Linked DNA regions of Homo sapiens: region 2 is linked to region 1. The links are chromatin loops, found by intact Hi-C in ENCODE. Cell type or tissue: GM12878. All regions are shown on one strand. Each heading gives the region's core, and the rest is flanking DNA. Links, peaks and the distances in the headings are about the cores only.

Region 1 (5,385 bases), core at 196-5,195:
AGTCATCTTCTTTCCATCTTTTCCATCATCTTTTCCATCTTTAGTTCATATGTGTTTAGAAACCCCCAAAATAATGATATAGATCATTAACCCATATAAAACTTAATTAGGAAAGCAAAACTGATGGCATGGCTATTATACTGGTCAAAGGATCCTTTCACCTCTCCAGTTTGGGACCAAATCTGATGACACATTTTCACTAGAGGAAGAGAAGTCAGCATGGGAATTGAGCTTGATAAATAAAATTATTAGTCAGCTAATCCTAGCCTGTTGTCTTTCTGCTAGGTAAAAGTGTTCCAGATATATATAATCTGTCAGCTCTATTAAGTATCATTTATAGGCAGGAAAAATGTGCTCTTATGATGATCAGAGTCCCCATATCTCGCACACAATGGGGATACAAATATCATTTCACAGTGGAAGTCTGAGTTCCTCATTCAATGGATGACAAGCTCCCTATGGGAAGAGATCCTTCCTTTTTATACTGCTCCTATATAGAGGGCTTAGATCCTGAAGTTTCTGAAGGAAACTTCAGGATCTAAGCCCTCTGCCTGCATACATAACCTGGAAACCCATATTTACAGGGACCAAGACCTTGAGTTATTGTCCTAAGTTCATGTCCTGTCATATCATTGCCAGCTGGGTAGTCTTTAGCAAATTACTTGATTTTTCTAAGCCTTAGTTCGCTTTCCTAGAAAGTGGGTTTAATGAAACCCCCTCCTAGAGCTGTTGTAATGACCGAATAAACTGTTTTCTATAAAGTGCCATGGAGAGCAGAAAATAATCTGGTGGGTAAATGAATAGGTATCACAACTGTCATTCTGCAAACTACTTGACTGAGCTCACTGACTCCAGACATGACTAAGTAGACCATAAAAGAAATGGAACTTTTATGTTTTAAGTTAAGAATTGACTTTTGTGGCCAGGGGCGTTGGCTCACGCCTGTAATCCCAACACTTTGGGAGGCTGAGGCGGGTGGATCACCTGAGGTCAGGAGTTCAAGACCAGCCTGGTCAACATGGTGAAACATAGTGAAACCCTGTCTCTATCTCTACTAAAAATACAAAAATTAGCTGGGTGTGGTGGCGGGCACCTGTAATCCCAGCTACTTGGGAGGCTGAGGCAGGAAAAATCGCTTGAACCGGGGAGGCAGAGGTTGCAGTGAGCCAAGATCGCACCACTGCACTCCAGCCTGGGTGGTGACAGAGTGAGACTCAGTCTCAAATAAAACAAAACAAAAAAAGAATCGACTTTGTAACTTGAGTGTTGTTTCTTAAAAAAAATATGAAAGAGTGGGAGTGGGGGCAACCCCATGGGTGGCTTCTACACTAACCTATCAACATACATTTTACATCTTTTATTTTTTAGCCCTTAGAATCTTTCTACTCAAGATCAAATTTTAATATTAATAGAGCCAAATATATTTGATTATGGGAGAACCACTGATGTTCTGTGTTGTTTATAAATTGGAAAGGCAGCAAAAATGGAGGAGAATTATTCTGGTGACCCAACCTAAGTGACACAGTTACCCAGGCAGATGCGCAATAGCGTCTAGAATCCCAACAGTTTGTCTCAGGTCTCTTTCAAAATCTCAGCAACAGCACCTTAGACCTTTCTGGAATCAAAGTTTTGGATCTAAGACTTCAAAGTGGGGAAAGCAATGCAAGACTACTCAGGGACTGACATGTGTAGAATCAAAAAGAGAGAAAGGGAGGTATATGCTGAAAATGGTATGAGATCCATACCCCCAGTGACTTGCACTGGTTCTTCTACTTTGTTCAGCCTCAGCCAGATGGAAGACTCGTTTCTATATTAAAATCTTTTTTCCCCCTCCTTCATTATCTCTCCCTGCTGCCCAAAAGAGGAATCAAACTCACTGCATCAAGCTGGCAAAGAGCTACAGGCGCCTTCCACTTGGAAGTAAGAAGCTAGAGCAGCTCACCCATTAACATTTCTGTGATTCACAGGAGAGCTCATTCACAGCTGCTCAGACTCTGAGCAGAGAGATTAGAACTAGAACTGTTTAAAATTCCTAAGCCAGAGGAGTTTCACGGGGCGGGGTGCTTCTAAACAGCCTGCAGTCAGCCATGCCCTTGCAGACAAGGCTCTGGGGGTTCCACATGCACCTCCAGCCTCAGAAGACTGGCCTGACCAGTCCTGCAGCTGTTTTGAGGACAGTAGCTAAGCCTGGAAGTGGTGACTTTATTTACCATTTTTGGTTAGTCACTAAGTAAAGTCTTTGCCTAGAAACCTTCATTTCTTATGCAGTAGGGTAGAAAAGGTCCAGCTAAAAATTTTCCTGAAATACTTCACCAAACAGGCCAGTTCTACAATTAGGAAATTACCACGCTGAGTAATATTTGCCAGTCTGGTTTTTAGTGAAGTCAGGTTTCGTCCACTGGCATCTCAAGCTGATTGGCAGACAGACCTAGGTCCTACACCCAACCCCTCCCTTGCAATTTGGGCAGGTTATATTTTTAAAAGTGCAGACTTCCTGTGCTTTTGAACATTTTGAAGGCTAGGATAGTATTCACAAATCAGGGGTGCATTTAATCTTTTATATCACATGCCTGCTACTGGATTTGCAAAATGCTGCATAGATACACAGCCTCTCAAGTTGGCTTCTAGGCAATGGTGACAATTTGCACTTTCTAGAGGCATGACTTTTCAAGAGGTTTGTGAACTAGTTTTAAAATGTTCTATGGAGGAAATGAGAAATGGACTTGACAGTCAGTAAGTTATTTTATCTTAATTTTAAATAAAAAATAATGTAATTACTTGGTGACCACAAATACAAGTGGCATGGCTTGTCTTTTCCCTTGTGAAACTGCTACCTGTTGTTTTGAATAATTAAATTCAATAGAAATGTTTCTTAATGATTGAGAAGGTTAGAACTATGTCTCTATTTTTAGGTAGGTCACTGAATATGTAAAGTCTAAATTCTGAAGATATTCCCCTATTTTAGGGTTAAATTAAAAGCACACTCACATTTTGCTTCCTATTAGCACCATACAACTGGCAAGAGGAGAAGGAGGTTGTGAAATTCAAATCAAGAAATGTTTTCACTTGCTGGAAACTATGGTAAAGCTCTGAGGGAAAAAAGAATGAAAAGCTCTTTCTTAAGAAAAAAAAAGCTTGGATTTTCCCTACTTAGAGTGGACTATTGAGTATGTAAATAAATTGGTTAACCTCTCTGATACTATGCAAAGAAACCTCACCCACACAGTAGACTTGGGGATTTTTTTAAATGGTGGTAGTGCACAGATTGTATCCTTAATTTCAACCTAAGCAACGCATGTAGAGTGCCCATCAGATAGTAGGTGTACTGCTAAGCCCCTGACAATACACACTTGATAATGAAAGAAATTAAATGAAAAATCGTTCTCCAAACTGATGACCAAATTAGATCTTATCAATTCACGGACAAAGTCAGGAGAGAGAAAGAGGAAACTAGTATGTTCACACATACCTCAGTGATGGTTCAAAGTTCAGATTAAAATCTACATCCTTTTTCAAGAAGTGCTGTGCTGATATTTGGTACCGCAGTCCCGGAGAATGTGAAGAGATCTTTGTGCTTACTCCTTCCTAGTTTTCTTCTTCCTTTTGTTTTTTTAACAGAGAAGGAAAGGGAGATGTGGGTGATTTCTACAGATTTCCTTAATTAAAGCTAGTTTGACTCCCCACTTAAGTGAAATAAGGCTGTTAAAAAGAAAAGTAGTCTCACTTATCAATAGGCACTGAAGAATCAATGTTTGGCTTACCTGTTCAGATCAAATTCCTTGATTACATTATTTTACAAAGCTGAGTAGGGCTTAAGCTAGTTACCACTGATGCCATTGGCAAGTATTTCTTCATTCACGCACAGGCCATAATCCACTACACCAACTCAGGCCCACGGGATGACTTCCATTTCTTCTTCTTCTTTTTTTTTTTTTTTTTTTTTTTGAGATGTAGTGTCGCTCTTGCCACCCAGATTGGAGTGCAACGGTGCGGTCTCGGCTCACTGCAACCTCCACCTCCTGGGTTCAAGCATTTCTTCTGCCTCAGCCTCCCAAGTAGCTGGGACTACAGGCGCACACCACCACGCCCGCCAGCTAATTTTTTATCTTTTTAGTAGAGATGGGTTTCACCATGTTGGCTGGGCTGGTCTCCAATTCCTGACCTCCGGTGATCCACCCACCTCAGCCTCTCAAAGTGCTGAGATTACAGATGACTTCCATTTCTATAGATCCATTTTGCCATTAGAAATTAAAAAAAAAAAAACTCCCAGCCCACAGTATCTCAAATCACATGTGCAGCAGCAGAACAAAACCTGCTGTGGCTGTGATAGGTATGATTTTACCACGAAGATTCAGACGTTGTTACATGGTTGAAAAAGCAGTCACTGCACAGAGCAAGTGAGAAATTGAGCAATGCAACTTAATACAGCTTTTCCCTATTGCTTATAAAACAACGTTCTTAATTTTTAATTACATGTAAAATTCTTCTGAATTTTTACTTTAAGTTATTTCAATAGACTCCCTTGGGGTGCTTTAAGAATATCCCATGGGGCACTTTTTTACTGTGGGTCATCAGCCTAAGCTGTTGGAAAAAGGCCCTGGGTTTTTTTGGTTTGTTTTTAAAATGTTGTATAACAGCTTTAAATGTGCAAGACATGATAGAGTGGGGGAAAAAAACTTGTTGAATTCTTAACTTTGTTTTTCCATCTGAAATATTAGTATGCCTGTGTTTTTATTTTTTCCTAATTCCAAGCAACAGTGAACCTAATTTACAATTTTTTTCTCAAAAAAAAAAAAAAAAAAAAAAGGAAAGTTTAACATTGTATTAGGGAGGCTTCAGAATTAGCAGGTGCACTCCAACAGATTTATAGGGGCCAGTGGACTGATAGCTGTATTTTAGGACTGGGAAACATCTGCTCAAAGTAAGTAGTTTATGGTTTCCATATCAAATAGAAGAAAAAAATACCACACTGGTCCTCAGACTTTGGTAGTTGTGTTTTTAGAAAACCAAATTCACACAAATTCTATTCTAGGGGACTTGTATATTTCATTGCTATGTTCTACTAAAGTTAAGGAGGTACAGAAATTGCTCCATGAGGAAATGATAAAGGTCAGAGCCTCAGAATTTTAAGTGGAAAATTCATAAGCATGCATTATGGAGGGAAAAAAAGGCTAATTAAATATAACACTCAACTAAACTATAAAAAAAGACTTGTTTTCTCCATGTAAGTCAGATTATATGGGCTTCCTCCACCACTTCAACCCACTAATCTAAAGTAATGAAATGCAATCTCTGGAAGTACTCAGAATTAGACATGTAACAGATAATAACAGAGATTTGAAGAAATTTTGCACAAACATGCAACAACCTTAGGAATGAACTCTT
Region 2 (5,385 bases), core at 266-5,265, 470 kb before region 1:
CCATGTTAGAGTCACAGTCACCCTTGCAGCTTCTCCTGAAAGACACCCGGCTGTCACATCTGCATTGCATTTCCTTGTTTATTGGTGCTTCGTTAGTGCACAGATTGGATGCATGTTTCCCACACCCATCCTCAACTGTGAACTGCCAGCTGAAGTATTAGGTTTCTATGATTCAGTCCATTCACCACTCTTGCCTCTTCCAGCGCTGATGCACTAAAGCAAAATATAACCCAGTGTATGCCTTTCGACATTTCTGTCCTGTATTGGTGCTCTTGTGGGAATGGAGAGGTTATTTTTGAAGATGATAGTATTTTTAGGTGAACATCTCAGCTAATAGAAACATGAACTGTGTCTTTAATATTCAATCACAGAAGCAACAAAAAAGAAAAGAAAAAGATTTACTGATAACAAATCTATTACATACATAAAAATAGAACGCATAATTTAGAGTCAACTTGACATCACCATCAGATTAGTTTAGATTACTCTGAGTACAAAATAGATGTGCTTTGCATTGAGTTTTTAAATTGTGTTGTCAAGCATTGTCAATTTTTTAGGGCAACAAAAGTTGCTCAGTTACTTTTAGGACTCAGTGAATAATGTTCTAGTGTCCTTTCCATACTTTCTAGATCTGCTGTATGTAATACAGCAGTCACTAGCTACGGATGGCTATTTAAATTACAGAATATTTAAATTAACTGAAATGGAATAAAATTAAATTACTCCTTAATTTTAATTATGGTCAGTTGCACTGGCCACATTTTAAGTGGTCAATAACCCCATGAGGCTAGTGGCTACCTTATTGGACCCTGTACAATGCAGAACATTTTTATCATCTCAGAAAGTTCTGTTGTTCAGCAGTGGCCTAGATAATTAAAGTACCTCTGAGCCCTTGGCTTTTTTTAAAAGTCAACATAAGAAGCTGTCATTGGTGACGCATCACTCTAATTTCTGTAAAACTGCCTTTAAGAATACTGGCTCTCGTTTTGTCAATGAATCCAGTGCAGAAAATCCACATAGCAATTTCTCTAGAGCTCAGGACTAAAAGGAAATCTGTCTTTTTAGTATTAATTCTTCAATGTTTCTTATCACAGACAACGAATTAGTAACATTTCTCATCTTAGCATCTAGGAAGGTCAAATTCAACTTGCGCACTCTGTTGTGATGATTTGGGGGCAGGGAAGTGGGTAACTGGACCTTCTAATAGAGAAAATTCTTTTTCTCTCGGCTAAACCTAAATCCCCATCACCAAGGCAAAAGCATCCTTTAGTTATTTGGCTGTTATCTTTTTGTTTTTCTCAATAGCAGCTTTTTTGGGGATATAATCCACATGCCGTATAACTCATCTATCTAAAGCATGTAATTCAGTGATTTTAGTATATTTATAAAGCTATGCATCTATTACTCCAATCAATTTTAAAACACTTTCGTCAGTCCCAAATAAAAACAGTTACCCATTAGCCGTCACTCTTTTCTTCCCTCCTCTTCCTTCCCCACTTCTCCCAGCCCTGGGAAACTACTAATCTACTTTCTGTTTCTACATGTTTACCTGTTCTGAATAGTTCATATACATAGGTCATATAATATGTGGCCTTTTGTGACTGGTTGTTTTTAATCTCTATATTTATTATAATTGCCTCAACATTTTGTAGAAGTAGAGTAAAAACAAGTAATTTTTTAAAATGATTGAACGCCTACTATATATGAAGTACTATGCTTCTTGCTATAGGGCAGAGGTTGGCAAATGTTTTCTGTAGAGGACCAGATAGTAAATATTTTTAGTTTTGTGGGCCAAATAGTCTCTGTTGCTATTAGCGTGTTATTATAGAGTGAAAGCAGCCATAGAAAAATCTGTAAATAGAAAACCATGGCAGTGCTCCCACAAAATTTTGTTTACCAAAACAGGTGGCCTGCTCTAGGGATATAAAGATGAGAAAGAAAATGGTCCCTAACCAAATAAGTGTCATAATGCAAGTACACAAGCGTTCCTCACTGCAGGGCCTCTTCCTTTCTATTCTCTCTTCCTGGGCATTCTCCTGCCTGCCCCTGGCCTGGCCAGCTCCTGATTGGTTCTTCCTGTTTTTCCTTCTCTCCAGATTAGATCAGATTCTTCTTACGGGCTCAGTAGGCTTCTCCTTCATAGCATTTCCCTGAACTATGTGAAATCTTGTGTGATCAGTCATTTTAAGCCTGTTTTCTCTGCTAAAATGTAAGTGTATCTAACCTTGATCACCATAGTAGTCCCAGCCCCTGACCTTGTTCTTTGCACATAGCAGTCACTCCCGTATTTGCTGAGTTTCTCAAATCTAAACCATAGGGTGGAAAACGTACGCACACAAATGAAAGCATACACAAAGCAAAGCATTGGCTTCGGGCTTCAGCTGCCTGAGTCATAGCGTGATTCTGCTTCACCAACTTGCTTATCTTCTCAGCACCTCGGTTACCACATGTATAAAATGAGAATCATAATAGTAGCTAGCTCAGAAGAATGATTAGTGGTTTACCACTGTATTAGTCCATTTTCATGCTGCTGATAAAGACAACTCGAGACTGGGTGATTTATAAAGAAAAACATGTTTAATGGACTCACAGTTCCACATGGCTGGGGAGGCCTCACAATTATGGTGGAAGGCGAAAGGCACATCTTACATGGTGGCAGACAGGAGAGAATGAAAGCCAGGCAAAAGGGGAAACCCCTTATAAAATCATCAGATCTCATGAGATTTATTCGCTACCACAAGAACAGTCTGGGGGAAACCACCCCCATGACTCAATTATCTCCCATCGGGTCCCTTCCACAACGCATAGGAATTGTGGGAGCTACAAGTCAAGATGAGATTTGGGTAGTGACACAGCTAAACCATATCAACCGCTAAGCATAGAATATGTTCAATAGAGGTCAGCTCTCATCCCAGAGGGAGTTCAAAGGCTGTGGAGGTAAAACACATATGCAGTGCAAGCAAGGCTTTGTGAAGTTCCTAGCAGCTGCCCTCAGGAGGACTTTCAGTTTAAAGGGTGTTCTACCCACGTTGGAGGTCAAAGGAAATGAAATTCTTGGAATTCACGGCTGGTATTACCTAAGGGTGTTTGAGTCGGAAGGTGCCTGGTAAGGATCAGGAATGCATTGATGCGATGAGCACAGAAACAGCACAGAACTAATCAAGAGGCCTGAGTTTAGTCCACCTGGTTCCTGCTGTGTGGCCCAGGTCTTACTGAGTAACTTCTCTGAGCCTCAAGTTGCTCATTTTCAAAGTGTTAATGAAACTAACTGCCACATCTCCAATGAGAAAATGCAAGGGAAAGGACTGTGTTTACTATAAAACAATGTCTATGCCAGTCTCATTCTTTTAGAAACCTGCAGAGTATTCCATAGTATAAATATACCACAACTTATCTAGGATTTTCTGTATCAATGAACATTGCCATTTTTGCTCTTTGAATAATTGTATCTTTAGAGCTTTGCCTTGTCTCATATTTAGTTCATTGGAATACATATATTATGCTAACAATAATAAGCATGAAAAAAATTTCAAATTTTTTAACTCCATGAGGTAAACTAAATAAGGTAAAAGAAATTAAACTAAGGAAATTATGACAATAAAATGTTTTGAAGACTTCAGGTTTTTTAAAATGTTAGTCATAATCAAGAAAAAAACAAAGTTGCCTATAGTGGTAGATTCATAACCAATATATTTCTTTAATCAAAGTTTAAAATATTTTCATTTCTGATTACTAAAAATACATTAATATAAGAAGAATGATTGTTTTATAAAAGAATTCACAGTACAATATCTTTAAGTACTATGTTTTCTAGAATTTATTTCTTATATAAAATGCAGTTTTCTTTAATTTTTTATTTTTTTTTTTGAGATTGGGTTTGCGCTGTCACCCAGGCTGTAGTGCACTGGTGCAGTAATGGCTCACTGCAGCCTCAGCCTCCTGGGCTCAAGCAGTCTTCCTCCCACTTCATTACCTGGGACTACAGATGCATGCCACTGTGCCTGGATAATCTTTTGATTTTTTTTTTTTTTTTTTTTTGAGATGAGGTGTCACTTTGTAACCCAGGCTGGCAGGTGTATTTCCTTTTTTTTTTTTTTTTTTTTTGAGATGGAGTCTCGCTCTGTCACCCAGGCTGGAGTGCAGTGGCGCCATCTCAGCTCACTGCAAGCTCTGCCTCCCAGGTTCACGCCATTCTCCTGCCTCAGCCTCCCGAGTAGCTGGGACTACAGGTGCCCGCCACCACGCCCAGCTAATTTTTTGTATTTTTAGTAGAGACAGGGTTTCACAGTGTTAGCCAGGATGGTCTTGATCTCCTGACCTTGTGATCCACCAACCTCAGCCTCCCAAAGTGCTGGGATTACAGGCGTGAGCCACCAATGTATTTCTTTTATTAAGAAAATGTGTTTCCTGTAGTGTTCTGTTTTAAAAACAGTCAACTCACATGACCAGAACCAGATGCTTTGTTTTATTTTAGTTACAAATCATCATGTAGTCCTTTTTGGAAAGAACTTAGCAAATTTTCATTATTTATTTAATATTTATTATTTATTTGTGTGTAGTTTTTAATCCCCTAAAGGATGTAAAGCATCCAGCATTAATCATATTTTATTGAATTATAGGAATTAATAATTTGGGGACTTATTTTCTTTAAAAGTATAAATTATTAAATTATCATCTGCTTAGTGCAGAAAGTTTGGAAACTCTTGAAATTCACAAAAGAAAAAGAGTTACCTGAAGACCCCCTGAGCAAATGAATATAGTTATTTTTTTAATTGTCTTAAAATGAAAATGTTATTTTTGTCATCTACATGATTATTTTTAAAGGACAAAAGTTTTGCATATGTAAGGGAGAATAATATTTCTTCCTTATTTTTCCTCCCCAAATAGTCTACTCAAAGATAAAGAGCATGTACTTTCCCACCTTCGCAAACAACCCCTAAAACTCTTGCATACACTACCGAGCTGGCATACTGAACCCAAAAAAGAAGGAAGTTACTCCTTTTGCTACTACCATTTGCTGTGTTTGTGGACATTTTGTTTGTTTGCAGTGGGATGATTTGTTTTCTTTAAATAGCTTTCCCAGCATAACAAACTGCCCGCAAGAAAAGTTGACTGTCCTTACAGAACAGCAGAGTGTGTGCAGCCGATGTTGTTTTTGCTGTCCTTTCTTTAGACCTGTAGCTTCCTCCTCCTTACAGATTACACTGAGCTTTTTCCCCTTCTTACACTCGTGGCCTACATTCCAGGAGATCAAGCCTGGCACATGTTAATGAATGTAGGTTTTATTTAGAAACATGACCACTTGTCACTGCCCAGTGTCATGTTATCGGGCAGAGACTACCAACATTTGTCTACAGTGAGCATTTTCATACTTCTATACACAGA

Evidence for each region. Peaks named below come from ENCODE experiments on the same cell type or tissue, not always from the same donor. Only the 100,000 strongest peaks of a DNase experiment are listed, where the experiment ranks them.
Region 2: a loop joins it to region 1, with 5 times the contacts of the local background. A loop is called at or near these places in 1 of 110 quality-filtered maps.

The regions. Positions count from the first base shown.
Region 1 is chr6:151,700,090-151,705,474 of GRCh38, reverse strand. It overlaps a transcript of ESR1 not described here. Among named protein-coding and RNA genes, the nearest start is that of ESR1, 100 kb to the left of the region's middle. In GM12878, for the core only: no CTCF peak of the experiment used is centred there; a DNase peak (open chromatin) is centred at 2,388.
Region 2 is chr6:152,168,281-152,173,665 of GRCh38, reverse strand. The region is part of intron 130 of SYNE1 (spectrin repeat containing nuclear envelope protein 1); the gene reads left to right. Among named protein-coding and RNA genes, the nearest start is that of SYNE1-AS1, 210 kb to the left of the region's middle. RefSeq lists a silencer at 2,345-2,545. In GM12878, for the core only: no CTCF peak of the experiment used is centred there; a DNase peak (open chromatin) is centred at 2,395; H3K4me3 peaks cover 832 bases; H3K27ac peaks cover 1,467 bases.